3 separate regions of the Homo sapiens genome follow, and regions 2 and 3 are each linked to region 1. A link is a loop called in an ENCODE intact Hi-C map of the cell type or tissue named here. Cell type or tissue: A673. All regions are shown on one strand.

Region 1 (5,000 bases):
CCATTTTTTTTAAAATGCACACATGAATAACAGAATGTGCACATTTTTATTTTTATTTTTATTTTCGGAGTCTCACTCTGTCCCCAGGCTGGAGTGCAGTGGCGCTATCTTGGCTCACTGCAATCTCTGCTTCCTGGGTTCAAGCAGTTCTCCTGCCTCAGCCTCCTGAGTAGCTGGGATTACAGGTGTGCACCCCCACACCCGGCTACTTTTTATATTTTTAGTAGAAACGGGGTTTTGCCATGTTGGCCAGGCTGGTCTGGAACTAACAGCCTCAGGAACTGCCCTTCCAACTAGAACCGAGCCAGACTGTCACCACAAACATCAGAGGAGTCTCAGCCCTGTTCCTCATTGCCCCTCTTCCTCAAGCTGCCCTGTGAAATGGGGATGCTGGGGAAGGCAGAGGCAATGGCATGAAGGCTCTAGGCCATTTCAGAGGAGGCACTAGCTGACATGAGGATGAAAATCACTGATGAAGGGGCTTGATCATCCCTGAACCAAAACCCTGAGTGTGCACCATCTTGGACAGAGTCTGCATTTTTGACCATGCATGAGAAGAAAGAGAATGCAAGTGCTCTCTTCATTCAGAGTTTTGAACCCAGATGCCTCAGAGGGCGCCTTCCACCCATCTCAGCTACAAGTCATGAATGGCAAATGAGACCTGAGCAGGGGAGGCCTGGGGGACAGCAGCAGCTCCCTGTTGGTCCTGTCGTCCCTCTTGAAGGTGCCTGCCAGTGCAGGCCAGGCTGGAGGCTGCAGTCATCTCTTGGTAGAGGGCAGGAGGAACTCAGGTCTGCCTGCCCTCTGAAGCCTTTCCAGACATCCCCAGGAATGGCTGCCGTTACCCAGTAGTCACGCACGCCTCAGATACATTGTTTTTCTTTTTTTTCTCCCCCAAGGCTCTGTTGCTTAGGCTGGAGTGCAGTGGTGCGATCTCGGCTCACTGCAACCTCCACCAGGTTCAAGCAATTCTGCTGCCTCAACCTCTGAGTAGCTGGGATTACAAACATGTGCTACTATGCTTGGCTAATTTTTGTATTTTTAGTGGAGACGGGGTTTCACCATGTTGGCCAGGCTGGTCTTGAACTCCTGACATCAGGTGATCCACCTGCCTTGGCCTCCCACAGTGCTGGGATTACAGGCGTGAGCCACTGTGCCTGGCCAGATGCAGTTTTTCTCATGCTTGTCCTTGCACATCTCCTGGGTGCAGGAATGTCTGGATCCCACAACAGTGATCTGTGCTGAACCCCCAAACCTGAAAGTCAGGGCCAATTCTCTCTGCCTCCCCCACTAGGTGAGGTCTTAGATTTTGCATGAAAACTAAAGGCCCATGAGCCCAAGGGTTCTCCCCTCTTTACAACTGTCTCCAAACTTAAAGAAGGAAATTGCTGGCTGAGTATACCCCCAGAAGAAGGAACAAGTGCTAGTGACATATTCACATGAGGACGGAAGCCTCATGAATTCAGACTATTCTAAGATACAGGTCATCTTAGGTGGGCTTTGTCATGCTTTTGGACGTGACTGCTGCATCTCCTTCTAGGAGAATTGAACCACTTCATCCTGGCAGCAAAACACACTGCCCACATCCCCATCCCAAACCGAGATGAGGGTCTGCAGTAAGAAGCGGCACATGGAATCTATAGCCGGAGTGGTTCTGACTTTAATTTCAGTGCCTGGAGAACACAGTCACAGCTCTTATCACTGTTCACAGGGCAGCTGGGGGAAGAGGGGCACTCAGGAATGGGGCTGGGACTCCTCTGATGTTCGAGGTGACAGTCTGGGCTCTGTTCTGGTTGAAAGGGCAGTTCCGGAGGCTGTAAAGCCTGGCAGAGGAGGGGAGGGGAGCGAGGGTGCTAGGATTCAGTCCTCTGGAGAGAACACTACAGACTGAATGCAGAGGCAGGAGTTCTGATTTGGAGATCATTTGGGTCTGAAGTATTTGAGTCTGAAATGAGGGAAACTCACGGTGGAGGACAGCTATTCTGTCACTCTGCAGATCCAGCATTATTCCACCATATGCTTTTCACGAATTAGTAGTGAAGTTACAATCTTGGGCGTTTTAAACTGATCTTTGCACCTGCTGGTGGCAGAGAACAGCATTTCCCCCGCCCCCGACTTCCTTTATGAGCTGGGAGGAAGCAAAATCCAGCTCTATTGTTGGAGCTCCCTCTGGTGGCAGTTTCCGAAAACGATCCAGCCCTGAGGATTTTGCGGAAGGTAGGCAACACCGAGGCATCCTGGGCATTCAGTAGGAAGCAATGAGAGGAAAGATCCTTGGCCCTTTCAGAGATGGGGCGAAGGGTCAGCTGTCCCCTCTGCAAGGTGGCAGATTCAGAAGAGTTGGAATTCCTCCGGAGTCGGCCCTGCCAACATGCGCACGTGTCCTGCGGGGTCAATGATCTGTGCAGACGACTTGGAAATCCGCTGCGTGCCGCCCAGGCGCGTGCATCTTTGCTTACCCTTTCCTAGATCGGTCTCAGCCCCGCAAGCAGATTGGCAGCTTCCGGGGTGCTGGGACGGCGCCCCCTCCTGCCTTCCCGCTAGCATCTGGCAGGGACTGGAGTGCTTCCTGGAGACCCGTAGGCCGGGGACAGGTCACCAGGTGAAGCAGCGCGCCTCCGGAGCTGATGCTGGGTGGCCGACTGCGTCCGCCACTTCTCCTGCCCGCCTGCCCGTGCTGTGTGCGTCCTCATAGGTCTTGACAGATGGTGGCGGCTTTGACAGTTCGTCAGCCCCGCGTGGACACTCGTCCCCAGTCACTGCTCTCGGATCGCCAGCTCTGCTTGAGAGACGTGGCGCAGCTGGGGTGGGAATTTGGAGGCAGCGGTGAAATGGGACGGGAACTGTGCTGTAGGAACAACAAAGACAGGTGCTCATGTCACCACGCAGGCATGGCTTGTGCTGAACGCCGGAGAAAGGCTCAGGGGAGCAGGAGGCTGCAGCACCGAGAGCATGGGACGTGAATATACGAGACCTGGGTTCCAGGCCTGGCTCCGTGGCTCTGGGCCAATTACTGCCCTCTCTCAACCCAGTTTCTGTATAATAACCCTGGTTGGACATGATGTTTTCGAAAGATCTTTTTCCAGATCCAGTATTTTCTTTAATATACATACATATTTTCTAAATGGCTGTTGGCTTGTTAAGTGGACTGGGGATAATTGCTACCGCTTTCAACGAGAGAAACTCGAGAATCTGAAACTCAGTATTTCTACGAATTTGCGCAACATGGGAGGTCATCGCCTGGACACCACTGCCCCCTTGCGGCAACTCATCTAAATTTGTAGGTGGTGACAAGGAATTCAAGGGCTTGAGGGTTCAGGCCTTATAAACTTGGGTTTATAAAGCGGTTGGATAATGTCCCCAAAGCTTTATTCATCCCTGGAAGGAACTGTAACTAGATCAGAGGCTTTATCTGCTTGATGCCATAATGCCTTTCCCCTGCCCTCAAGACAGTTATTTACAGGCACCCTCTAAGTGGATCTAGAGCCAGATTACCCAAATCCACTTGCAAATTAACTCAGATTAAAATTTGCAAGCTTCTTGGGAGCGGAGTGAGGCGGTTAAAAAAAAAAGAATAAAATTTGCAAGCTTCTGAGACCTAGTATGCTCCTACTCCAGAGCGGATTCATTGATAGAGGAGATGACACTAAGTCCATATGGTATTTCTGGTTATTAAACACCCCATTTGTATGGACATAATCTTTTCTCTTTTGTTTTTATTGAAGTAAAGTTTACATAACACAAAATTAACCGTTTTAAGTGAATAATTCAGTGGCATTTAGTACATTGACTATGTTACGTAAACCATCACCTCTATCTAGGTCCAAAATATAGATATATGTATCTTTTGAGAAAGAGTTTCGCTCTTGTTGCCCAGGCTGGAGTGCAGTGGCATGATCTCAGCTCTCCACAACCTCTGCCTCCCAGGTTCAAGCAATTCTCCTGCCTCAGCCTCCCGAGTAGCTGGGATTATAGGCGCATGCCACCACGCCCGGCTAATTTTTTTGTATTTTTATTAGAGACGGGGTTTCTCCATGTTGGTCAGGCTGGTCTCGAAATCTCAACCTCAGGTGATCCGCCTGTTTCTGTCTCCCAAAGTGCTGGGATTACAGACGTGAGCCACCATGCCCGGCCAAATATTTTTTGTCACTCCAGAATAAAACCCTGTACCCAGGATGCAGGTAGACCCCATTCCCAATACTTCATGCACCTGGCAGACACCAATTTGCTTTCTGTCTGTATGGGTTTACCTATTTTGGGTATGTAATAGAAATACATATACTTTCTGTCCATTTGTGTTTGTTTCTTTCACTTAACATAAGGCTTTTGAGGTTCATACACATCGTGACATGTAACAATACTTCATTCCTTTTTATGGTTGAATAATATTCTGTTACGTGTATATTCCACATTTTGTTTTTCCATTCGTCCACTGATAGACATTTGGGTTGTTTCTACTTTTTGGCAATTGTGAACAATACTGCTATGAACATTCATATACAAGTATTTGAGTTCCTGTTCTCAATTCTTGTGGGTATGTATCTAGGAGCGGAATTTCTGGGTCATATAGGAGTTCTCTCCAGGCTGGAGTCCAGTGGCACCATCTCGGCTCACTGCAGCCTCTGCCCCTGGGCTCAAGTGATCCTCCCACCTCAGCCTCCTGAGTAGCTGGGACTACAGGCACACGCCACCACCATGCCCAGCTATCTTTTTTGTATTTTTAGTTGAGACGGGGTCTTGCCATGTTGGCCAGGCTGGTCTTGAACTCCTGAGCTCAAGTGATCAGCCTCCCAAAGTGCTGGGATTAGAAGCATAAGCCACCTTGCCCGGCTGAAAGTGCTCTTTAGAGTGAAGGGTCATTAAGAGGGGATGGATGACAGTGTCCTCCAGGATATGCCAATTCCTAACACCTTGAATTAGGCCATTCTTGTGTTGCTATTAAGAATACCCGAGGCTGGGTAACTTAGAAAGAAAAGAGGTTTAATTGGCTCTTGGATCTG
Region 2 (5,000 bases), 84 kb before region 1:
TATCCCTATAACCTGGCACATTATTATTGAGTGCTGGTGGTAAAGGCAGAATAAAACCCTATCTCTGGCACATTAATAGGGCTGTACAGCCCCACTAACCCATGGTAGGGCTGTACAGACAGCAGCCCTATTAGCAACAGTTCTAGACAACACAAAACTATAGTGAGAAAAAACAGATCAGTGGCTGTTGAGGGTAGGAGAAAGAACTGACTAAAATGGGCACAAGGGAATTTTGAGGGTGACAGAAATGTTCTAATCTTGATTGTGGTGTTGTTTATGTGGTGTGTACATTTTTCAAAAGGCTTGAAACAGTACACTTAAAACAACCTTTATGTAAGTCATATCATTGTAAAAATTTAATAAAAAGTAATTTAGAGTCTAGAAGTGGGGAAAGGCAGGATAATACTTCAGGAACTTTGTACTCTCTTTAAAAAGTAACAAAAAATCACCATTTAACTTACAACATATAAAAAATTAACTCAAAATGGATCAAAGACCTGAACTTGAGACTTAAAACTATAAAACTCTTAAAAGACAACATAGAGCAAAAGCTTCATGACGCTGGATTTGGCAATGATTTTTTTGGATAGGGCGTCAAAAGCACAGGCAACAAAAGTAAAAATAAACTGAACTACATCAAGATTAAGAACTTCTGTGCATCAAAGGACAGTATCAACAGAATGAGAAGAAAACATACGGAATGGGAGAAAATATTTGCAAATCATATATCTGATAAAATATTAATATTCAGAATATATAAAGAACTCTAAAACTCAACCACAGAAACAAACAAGCTGACTCAAAAATAGGAAAAGGAATTGAATAGACATTTCATTCATTATGGAAATACTAGGAAAATGAAAATCATTAGGGGAATAAAAATCAAACCCACAATGAAACACCACCTCATACCCATTAGAATGGCTATCAAAAAACACAAAACAAAAAACAAATAGAAAACAACATATGTTGGTGAGGATGTGGAGAAATTAGAACCCTTGTACACTGTTGGCGAGAATGTAAAATAGTGCAGCCGCTATGGAAAACAGCACAGTGGTTCTTCAAAGAAGATCCTACAATATCACTTCTGGGTATAAATCCCAAAGAACTGAAAGCAGAGTCTCAAAGAGATATTTGTACACCCATGTTCATGTTCATAGCAGCACTGTTACTAACAGCCAAAAGAAAGAAGCAACCCAAATGTCCATCAATAATGAATGGGTAAACAAATTGTAATATACATACAATGGAATTATTCATCCTTAAAAAGAAAGGAAATTCTGACACGTGCTACAACATGGATGAACCTTAAAGGACACTAAGTCAGTTTAAATAAGCCAGTCACAAAAGGACAGATACTGATATCCCACTGATAAAGGTACCTAGAGTAGTCAGATTCATAGAGACAGAAAGTAGAATTTGGTCGTCAGGGGCCAGGGGACAGAAGGCTGGGGAGTTGTTGTTTTAACAGGTACAGAGCTTCAGTTTTGCAGGATGAAGAAGTTCTGGAGATTAGCTTCACAATAATGTGAATACACTTAACACTACTAAACTGTACACTTAAAAATGGTTAAGATGGTCAATTTTATGCTATATGTATTTTCCACAATTTGAAATAAAACAAAACAATCACCATTGGGTGGGCTCAAATAAAAGTTAAGAATTCAGAAGGGAATAAGGGCTGTTTCATATGATTGTGCCAGTTGTCTTACACAAGGGCACCTAGCTATGAATTTAAAATCCGCCCCGTCCTCTGTTCTCCAAGCCATGTGCCCTAATTTGTGAAAACAGAAGGAAGGAAGGAAGGAAGGAAGGAAGGAAGGAAGGAAGGAAGGAAGGAAGGAAGGAAGGAAGGAAAGGAGGGAGGGAGGGAGGGAAAGGTGAGCCAGGAAAAAGAGGATAGAGAAGGGGAAGAAGAATAAGAAAAAGGATCTGACTGTTGGGGTGGATCTGTTCCCAAGACTTTTTCTTTAAAGGCTTCTGACCCTGTGACAGAAGAGCACAAGTTGGCTCAGAATGATGATTTAGGAACTGTGCTTCCCTTTCCAACTACAGTGTGTGTGGTAGCACTAAATTATCCTCTGGAAGAGAAGATTGAAAGCACAGGATCACCTTTTACTATTTCTCTTGACCTCTGTTCCAAATAGGAAATGACATCATGCTGAAAAAGTCCACCATTACTCTCAGTTAAATTCTGCCTTCTTCTGAATGGAAATACTCCTGAGAGTAATTAACGCATCAATATTAACATTTATCGAGCTTACGCGTTGTGCCAGGGACTGTTCCAAATACTTTACATGGATTGTATCACTTAATCCTGAAATATCTCAGATGAGGTAAATAGTATTACTATCCAAATTTTAAATTTTATAGATGAGGAATCTGAGACACAGGCTAAATAGCATAAGGTCACACAGTCAAAAAGGAAAGCTCTGGAAATCCACATTTGACTTTTCCTTAAATGACAGACATGACCTTTCCCCATAAATGACCTTTCCTTTCAGAACAGAAGCTAAGCAAATTAAAGAAGAACTGGTATTCCTTGGACTATGTCACCTTCTAAGGGGAGGTGGAACCTACTAAGTTACCCTGAGGGAACAAAAACAAAGGCCCAAAGAATGCCAGCCCATTTCCAAGCAGCCTCTCTTAACAGGTAAGCACAATCCAAAGGCTTTGAGTTCCTAACAACACTGAATTTCTTGCAGTTTTTAGCATATACATTTTCTCCAGTATGCATTTGCTCATGCTGGTCCTTCCACTGGGAAAATATGGTCCCTTGCCCTACTTTACATGAATGACTGCCTCATCCATCAAGACCGAAGGCAAGTAGTGAGTGTCCTTTCCAGGAAGGTTTCTCTAAGCCCTCTTCCTCCCACTCTGCCAGAATGAGCCTAGTTCCCTTACTACATGACATGGAAATGATCTCTTTTCCATGCCTGTATCCTCCAGTTGAGGCAGGGACTGTGTCTTATTAATGACTGCCATGTGTCAAGTGATCAGGGCTTTACATACAGTGTCTCATTTAGCCTTAAAAACAACCCTGGGAGATTGGTATTCTCAACCCCTTATAAATGAGGAAAACGTCTAAACTAATAAGGGATAGATGAAAGATTTAACCCAGATGTGACACCAAAGCCTGTACATGTAACCACTATATTGCATAGTACTTCCCGTACTTAGATTTGCATTCACTATGCCCAACACAGTAGCTTGCAAATAACCGATGTTTAAGAGATGTTTACTGAACTGATTTGAAGCCATGGGCTTAAATGATCCCCAGTAAGGATGTGAACATAATAGGTTAGGTTATAACTTTGGCCTCTCACAGGCAAGCAAACTCTAGTTTGGGTAATGACACTAGCCTCTCAGAAACTCTCTTGCTGCTGCATATGAAAGCCTATGATTCTCTAGATGACCAAGCTACAACATCCTTTATCCAGAATTTGCGACAAATGCGAGAATTGATAAATCTGTAGGAGTAAATCCCTGTGTGTTTGAAATGAACCAACACACACAAATGCAGACACGGTATTTAAAAATTGTGAAACTTTATCCCCTTTGGGGACAAATTAAGCCAATAAAAACAAAGGGGAAGAAGAAGGCATTCTCTAGACCCATCTGGCTGCACCCAGTGCATAAGGATCTGCCAATCATGAGGCAACGGCGCCCAGCTGGTTTGGGTCACTGAGAGAAAAGCTGCATGCAGATAGTTTATGTACTGGAATAAATCAAGATGAGCAATTACCATTTTCTGGAGAAGCTTGGACTTATTCAGGGTGAGCTTTCACATTGTTACTGTCTTTAGAGAACCGAATTTTAGAAAAAGTGAGGGGGAGATAAGGGAGAGACTGAGGCTGAAGGGTTTAAAAAGAAAAGGGTATGGGCTCATATGTAATACTTTCTTCAGCTCATAGATAAGAAATGCCTGGTTGAGGGACAGTTCCACCAGGTCCACTAATAGCAGTACATGAAGAATTTGACAGAGCTGAAATTCTTCAACAATTCTAAGGGCTTCACAATAAATGCAAGAATAGCAGCCAATACTTATAGAGTCCTAAATGCTTCAGACTCTACAATATATAATGAGAACTCCTTCAATAAATGTCAGTAGTAGTCATTATATCTACTATCATTAGTATTACTATCCTCAGTTCACTATCCCTCACAAGGACACTGAGTATATACTACCATCATCCCATATTACACATGAGGAACTAAGCTAAGACAAGTTAGGTAGCATGCCCAGATACATACAATTAGAAATTGGAGGCAGCAGAGCCCACAAGTGCAGAAAGTATTACTACAATAATAATGGTAGCCACCATTTTACAGCTACTGCAGGTGATCTTGTGTTGAGCACTTCACAATCACTATCTTTCAAGCTCACACCAACCCTGCAAGGCATTATTATTAATAACTTGAAATGAAAAAAAAAGCCACGTATCATGGTGCATGCCTGTGGTTCCAGCTACTCGGGAGGCCGAGGTGGGAGGATAAGCCGAGATCATGCCACTGCACTCCAGCTGGGGTGACAGAGAAAGATCTTGTCTCAAAAACACAACACAACTAAACAAAACAAAAACCTGAGACTCAAAAAAGTCATGTCAAAAGTCATTCAGCTAATAAGTAGCTGAGGCCAGATTCAAACTCCGATCTACCCAACCCCAAAGGCTACGGACTTTTTCACGACACCAGGCTCTCTTTAGTCATAAGCTGTACTGTAACAACTTACGGAACAACTAGGAAACAATTGTGGACAATGCATTGGAACCACACACAATGGGCATTCACTGTGTGGACTGCACTTTGTCAGTGCTATTGTGCAGGTAAAGAAGGGATACAGGAAGCCAAACACTCAGCAATATGATTTTCTATACATGACCCCAAGTTCAAAAACCAATGCTTTCTGTCAAGGGTAGTTGTGCACTCAAGTAACAAACCTGGGTAAATAAAAGGTTCAGAGGAAAACATGGAGCTTCCTGGAGAAATGATTTTGAGGG
Region 3 (5,000 bases), 340 kb before region 1:
ATCTTACACGTGCAGAAGTTTAAACGTCCCAGTTTTAAACATACCTAGTCCCTCTCGACAGGAATGAGGTTCTGGGGCAGTTATTTCAGATGCCAGTTTGATACTTACACACATTAGTTAATTTCCTACCTGAAGCGGCTATTTCCCACCTTGAATCACACTTCATTTTGTTCTTTGCTTTACACCCACAGAATCCGTACACGCCAACACTCTCCATCTGTAGGAGGGGGGAAAAGAGTTGCACTGTGAAAATGTCGATTTGTTTCCATGTTGCTCTTAAGTCGCGTACTCGTGCTGGTTGACGGTTTGTAAGAGGCAGCACCCGGCAGGAGGGAAGCAAAGATTTAGGTGGGCGCAGAGGAGCTGGGTCCCTGGCAGGCCTGTACACTTACCACCTACTTGTTGTGTGGCCTTGGGCAAGGTGCTTAGCCCTGAGTCTCAGATGTTTTCATCTGCAAGACAGAGATAATGCCTTACTACATCAAGAAAGAAAAAATAGATGGAAAATTACAAAAACCAGGAAGCGTTGTGTGCACGTAAGGAGTCGTGGAGAAACAAGAGCTGCCAAAACTGAGGAACGAGGCCCGGTTCTTTCTCCATTTACCTTGGAGAGATGACGCCGAGACTCTGTCCTCTGGTTCCCCAAGGCACATTTGACAGAGCCAATGTACCACCAGCCCATCCCAGGGTACTCCTCGTCCTCTGCCTCCACTCCTGCTTATTCTTAAAAGGGCTGTAGATATTACAAAGACAAGCGACTGGGTGTAAAACAAATTCCTAGAACCCACAGTTACATTAGCTATTCATTCCCTCTGCTGGCTCCTAAACAGTACAAGGGGAAAAGCATATCTTGTTCACCTGTGGATTTCTAGAAGCCCCACGAACACTGGTGGGTACACAGTAGATGCACAATACATGTTTACTAGTTGGAATGCAAGAATTCAGCTTCCACACTTGTGCCGAAAGCAGTCAGGAGTGTGTGCTTTATAAAGGTAGCACAGATCCTAAATTTGGAGAGCTTTACTCATCCCTGAATTAAAGATGAGTAAAATCAAGCCGGCGGTGTGTGGTGGTGAATGCCTGTGAGTAGTCACGAGAGAGGAGCGAAAGAAAACAATCTTAGTTTGGGGCAGAAAGAGAGTGAAAATGCTGGAAAATGTCCTTAATAACAGTAAATGGGGAAAGAGAAAACGGCTCATCATGATGGGGCATTTAGTGCTTTTAAGCTAAATACCTCAGCATATTAAGCAAATAGAGAAAAGCCAGCTAGAAGATGTCAGCAAATTGAACCGAACAGTGCTCAGAAAGCCCATAGGAGGTGTCTGTTTTTGACCCCTTTTCCCATCACATGCCTGGGCCCAGGCTGGTTGTTTAGTGTTGCCTCTCCTCTCCAGCTGCGGAGCTTATTGAAAAGCTCTTGCTCCCTGCCTGGCTTTGGCACATTTTCTGCAGGTGCCTCCTACTGTGGCCACAATGGGCTGCTAGGGAGGTTTAGACCTGTCAACAGCTACAGGGGAGGGGGTGGCAGTGGTGGAGGGAGCATAGTCATTGTCTTAAAGGGCCAGTGACATTGTGTGCCGCCATGGAGCCTGCAGCACTGGCACCTGCTAATGAGATGAACCCTTTCTCCCACTCTCTTTCTCTCTTTAATGATTTAACTAGATCGCTTTGGTTCCTTTCTGGAAGGGGAATTGCTCCATTGATCATATAAAGTAATTGCCTGTAAAACATTGCTCTGCAACAACTACTACTTCCCTGGCTGAAAATGTCACAGCAATTGAAAAGCTCTTAGCCCCGTTCAAGAATGAGGTTGCAGAAGAGAACAGTCTTTGCATACATCCCCAAGTATTTGTGTGTTCCTGGAGTTACAAATTTTTGGTGTGACTGGTGGATTTTTAAGACACAGAATTTCTTCCCTGCTATATGGTATGATTTTAGTGTAGAATTGTGGTAAACGAACCGAACACACACACACACACACACACACACACACACACAAACTCCTTCAACCCTAAAATTACATCTATTCGTTCAGAGAAAGAAATTCTTTTCTTCATCACCCATGCCATTCTTCTCTGAGAGGCCATGAATTTGGAGGGACACCCATATAGGGTCCAGTGTGATTTGGGGAAGGGTCTTCGTTTCTCCTTACAGAAGTATACACTATCTTTATCTAGGAGGTAGCAGGGGCCTTGGTTTGGGAAGGAGGAATTGATGCCTTAATTGTTTAGGATTTGCTGATTTTTCAGACCTGTCACTTGGCGGCGGCAGTGACACACTGTGGGAACGGGGACCACACACTTAAGGAGTTTTCATAAATAGCTTTATTAAATAGTCATTGCCACACCAATGTGAAGGAGTAATTTACCTGGGGATAAATCACTTTGTCACAGACATGAACCTGCCTACAAAATAAAAAACTCTTAGTGATGGTTTCATTTTCCTCCGACAGGTGAAAGTGTAAGTTTATATCTAAATCAGAAAGAAACCTTTTTCAATTCAGTTGGTGGGAAGGGCCACTTACGACACGCCATGCTGCCCGCTACCAATCTGGGAACAAAGCTCAGGTGAATCACCTGTCATCAGGATAAGCCATGGATATGGTTCTTCTAGCTGATGAAGTAAAGGCAGTAGACATGCCTATTATCACACTTTTATAAAAAGGCAAAAACATCTGCCTACTTACTGACAAAGAGCACAGAGAACTGAGCTATAAAAAAGACCATCTATGGCAATAAATCTGAAAAAGCCGTAGAACTTTGTGCAGCTAAACCCTCTGAAAGGTCATGGTACAACTTCCATAGCTGAACATATGTGCAGCATTTTTTTTCCTTAGAATTTAGAGACTGGGGATTTTAGATTTTAAAATACTTTAATACTATCAGAATATACATGATATCCAGCTAGGGCAATAACACATACTATACCAAAATATACTGTATATAATAAAAGGTATTTTCCTACCTATAATAAAAGGTATTTTTATCTACCTATTTAGTAAAAAGAATGCAAAAAAAAAAAATTCTTTAAATCTAAGCCCATTAAATAAACTGATTCCCGAATATGAAGAATTATGTTGATAGCCTTTTAAACAGGAATTTAAATGTGTTTCTATTTGCTCATACTGACAGGGTTTTTCTTTTTAATTTGCCTGTAACACATATAATTAGATGTTTAATTTGATAATATAGAACTAAATAAAATATGAAACTAATAACCCCAAAAGTTCTGCCTGGCTCTGAGTCCCTTAAAAAAAAACAAGATTTATATACTCTCATGGGAAATAGATAGTAAGCGGTAAATTACTCCACACGACAATTTCTAGTAGCTTTGCCTATTTGATCGGTGGTCTAGGCACAGGAAAGTGGGTTGAATTAAGCCCCTGCATCCAAGAAGAGAAGAGCTTGGACTATCGAGGCTGGAAACAGAAACCCCATTCGTACAGAGCAACACAGCAAGGCAGGGTGGGATGGGAGGGCCCGGGAGGTGGCATTCTGTGTGGGAGGGAGGCAGGGGTTGCTGGCCTGCTGCTGGTCCTCAGGCTGAGTGTCCTCTGCATGAATGCCCAGAGTGAGAGTGTGTGTGGACAGTTTTAACACCGTTTCACCATATTTCTGGAGGGGGGGAAAACAGAACATTTGAAGTGGAGAAAAACAAGCCAAACACACACATCATCAGTGGAATGAATGTCAAATCTGACAACAGCCACAGGACTGGTTTCACTTCTGCATGCCCCTTTTTGGTTTATTTGTACTTGATGCAAGAGGTCTGCCTAGAATTCCAAAGTTCAGAGGCAACAAAATTATGCTTTACATCTTATCACATGGATCTCCATAGCACATTTTAAACCATCTGACTTCACAAGGTACAATTAAACCTTTAGCTAAGTTTGTCTTAACTTCATACAAAAGAGGGTTTGTAAAGATGCTGGGGCTTGCTTTAAAAAAATAAAAGACTGCATTTTTAAAAATGTTGCCTTATTTCTGTGTCAAGGCACAGCCGGTTAAATGCACAGAGAGATGAGAATTCTAACCCGGGCTAATATGTGATTGTTCTGAGCAGTAACTGCTAAATTCTTCATAATTCAGGTTTGTCAACTTATTTATGTAGTGAGAGCCACACACATTTCAACCTGAGCACCTTATGTACTTAGTAAATCCGTGTGTTTACATTTGTCACCAATATGTATTTCATCCACTAAAAGTTAACACACAGAAGTGTAAAGATCCTTTATACTTTAATAAAAAGCTAACAGTCAGGCTAGCGGGTAACAGGGCCTGTTGCAATGTTTGTATTCAATACATAAGGTGAATATACTTTCACAGTTGGAAAACGACATCAATCTGAACTTTGTTTTATAGCTCCTGAATTAATATAGAGCTACTGGCTAAGGAAAGAAACAGATTTTACTATTTTATGCCTTTGTGGAATGCACAAGATCATTCTAAAGGAACATTTCAACCGCAGTGTTTAGGATCAAGTCAGACATTACTGAAGCTGCATGAGCACAGACTTCGCTCCCCTCCCCCACGAAGACCCCGGCTCTTCTTTGCTGTTTCCTACAATTTTCTTAGAATTACGTGCTGCAAAGTCTCCTCAAAAGTCACAAAGCACTAAGTAGCCAAAGGAGTCTTCCCATACCCTTGTTTTTCTCAGTTTGACAGGGATCACAGCTCCATTCCTCCAGTAATATCCATCCAAAGTTACAGCTTATTTAAAAATACCCCATTGAAAGAGATGCACTTTAGTAATCAACACAAGTGTGACTGATTCCAAAGGACTTCGTAGATGCCTACCGTAAAAAAAAAAAAAAAAAAAAAAAAAACCTAAAATCTCACCTACACATTTTGTCAAAAATAGATGAGACAGGATGGCATGACGTGTATAATCTTAAAGTCTCAATTTGAAAGCAAGGTGAGTCTATCATAAACAAAAACATAGCAATCATATGATCATAAACATAGTAACTGCATGATCGTAAACATAGTAATCATATGGAC

What was found. A loop is a pair of places that touch in the nucleus more often than their neighbours do. Peaks named below come from ENCODE experiments on the same cell type or tissue, not always from the same donor. Only the 100,000 strongest peaks of a DNase experiment are listed, where the experiment ranks them.
Region 2: it touches region 1 in a loop (5-fold over the local background); 4 of 110 quality-filtered maps call a loop at or near these places.
Region 3: a loop joins it to region 1, with 6 times the contacts of the local background. A loop is called at or near these places in 10 of 110 quality-filtered maps.

What each region holds. Positions count from the first base shown.
Region 1 is chr10:117,172,872-117,177,871 of GRCh38, forward strand. No RefSeq gene overlaps it. Among named protein-coding and RNA genes, the nearest start is that of MIR3663HG, 6.3 kb to the left of the region's middle. RefSeq lists an enhancer at 2,248-2,427. In A673, CTCF peaks have their summits at 2,182 (motif pointing left) and 3,269 (motif pointing left); DNase peaks (open chromatin) are centred at 2,140 and 3,240; H3K4me3 peaks cover 2,012 bases; H3K27ac peaks cover 1,428 bases.
Region 2 is chr10:117,088,964-117,093,963 of GRCh38, forward strand. It overlaps a transcript of SHTN1 not described here. Among named protein-coding and RNA genes, the nearest start is that of VAX1, 47 kb to the right of the region's middle. In A673, no CTCF peak of the experiment used is centred here; DNase peaks (open chromatin) are centred at 2,068 and 3,648; H3K4me3 peaks cover 479 bases; H3K27ac peaks cover 5,000 bases.
Region 3 is chr10:116,834,806-116,839,805 of GRCh38, forward strand. It overlaps a transcript of HSPA12A not described here. Among named protein-coding and RNA genes, the nearest start is that of MIR9851, 9.7 kb to the left of the region's middle. RefSeq lists enhancers at 1,131-1,766, 1,313-1,607, 3,558-3,657 and a silencer at 1,313-1,607. In A673, a CTCF peak has its summit at 2,252; a DNase peak (open chromatin) is centred at 2,266.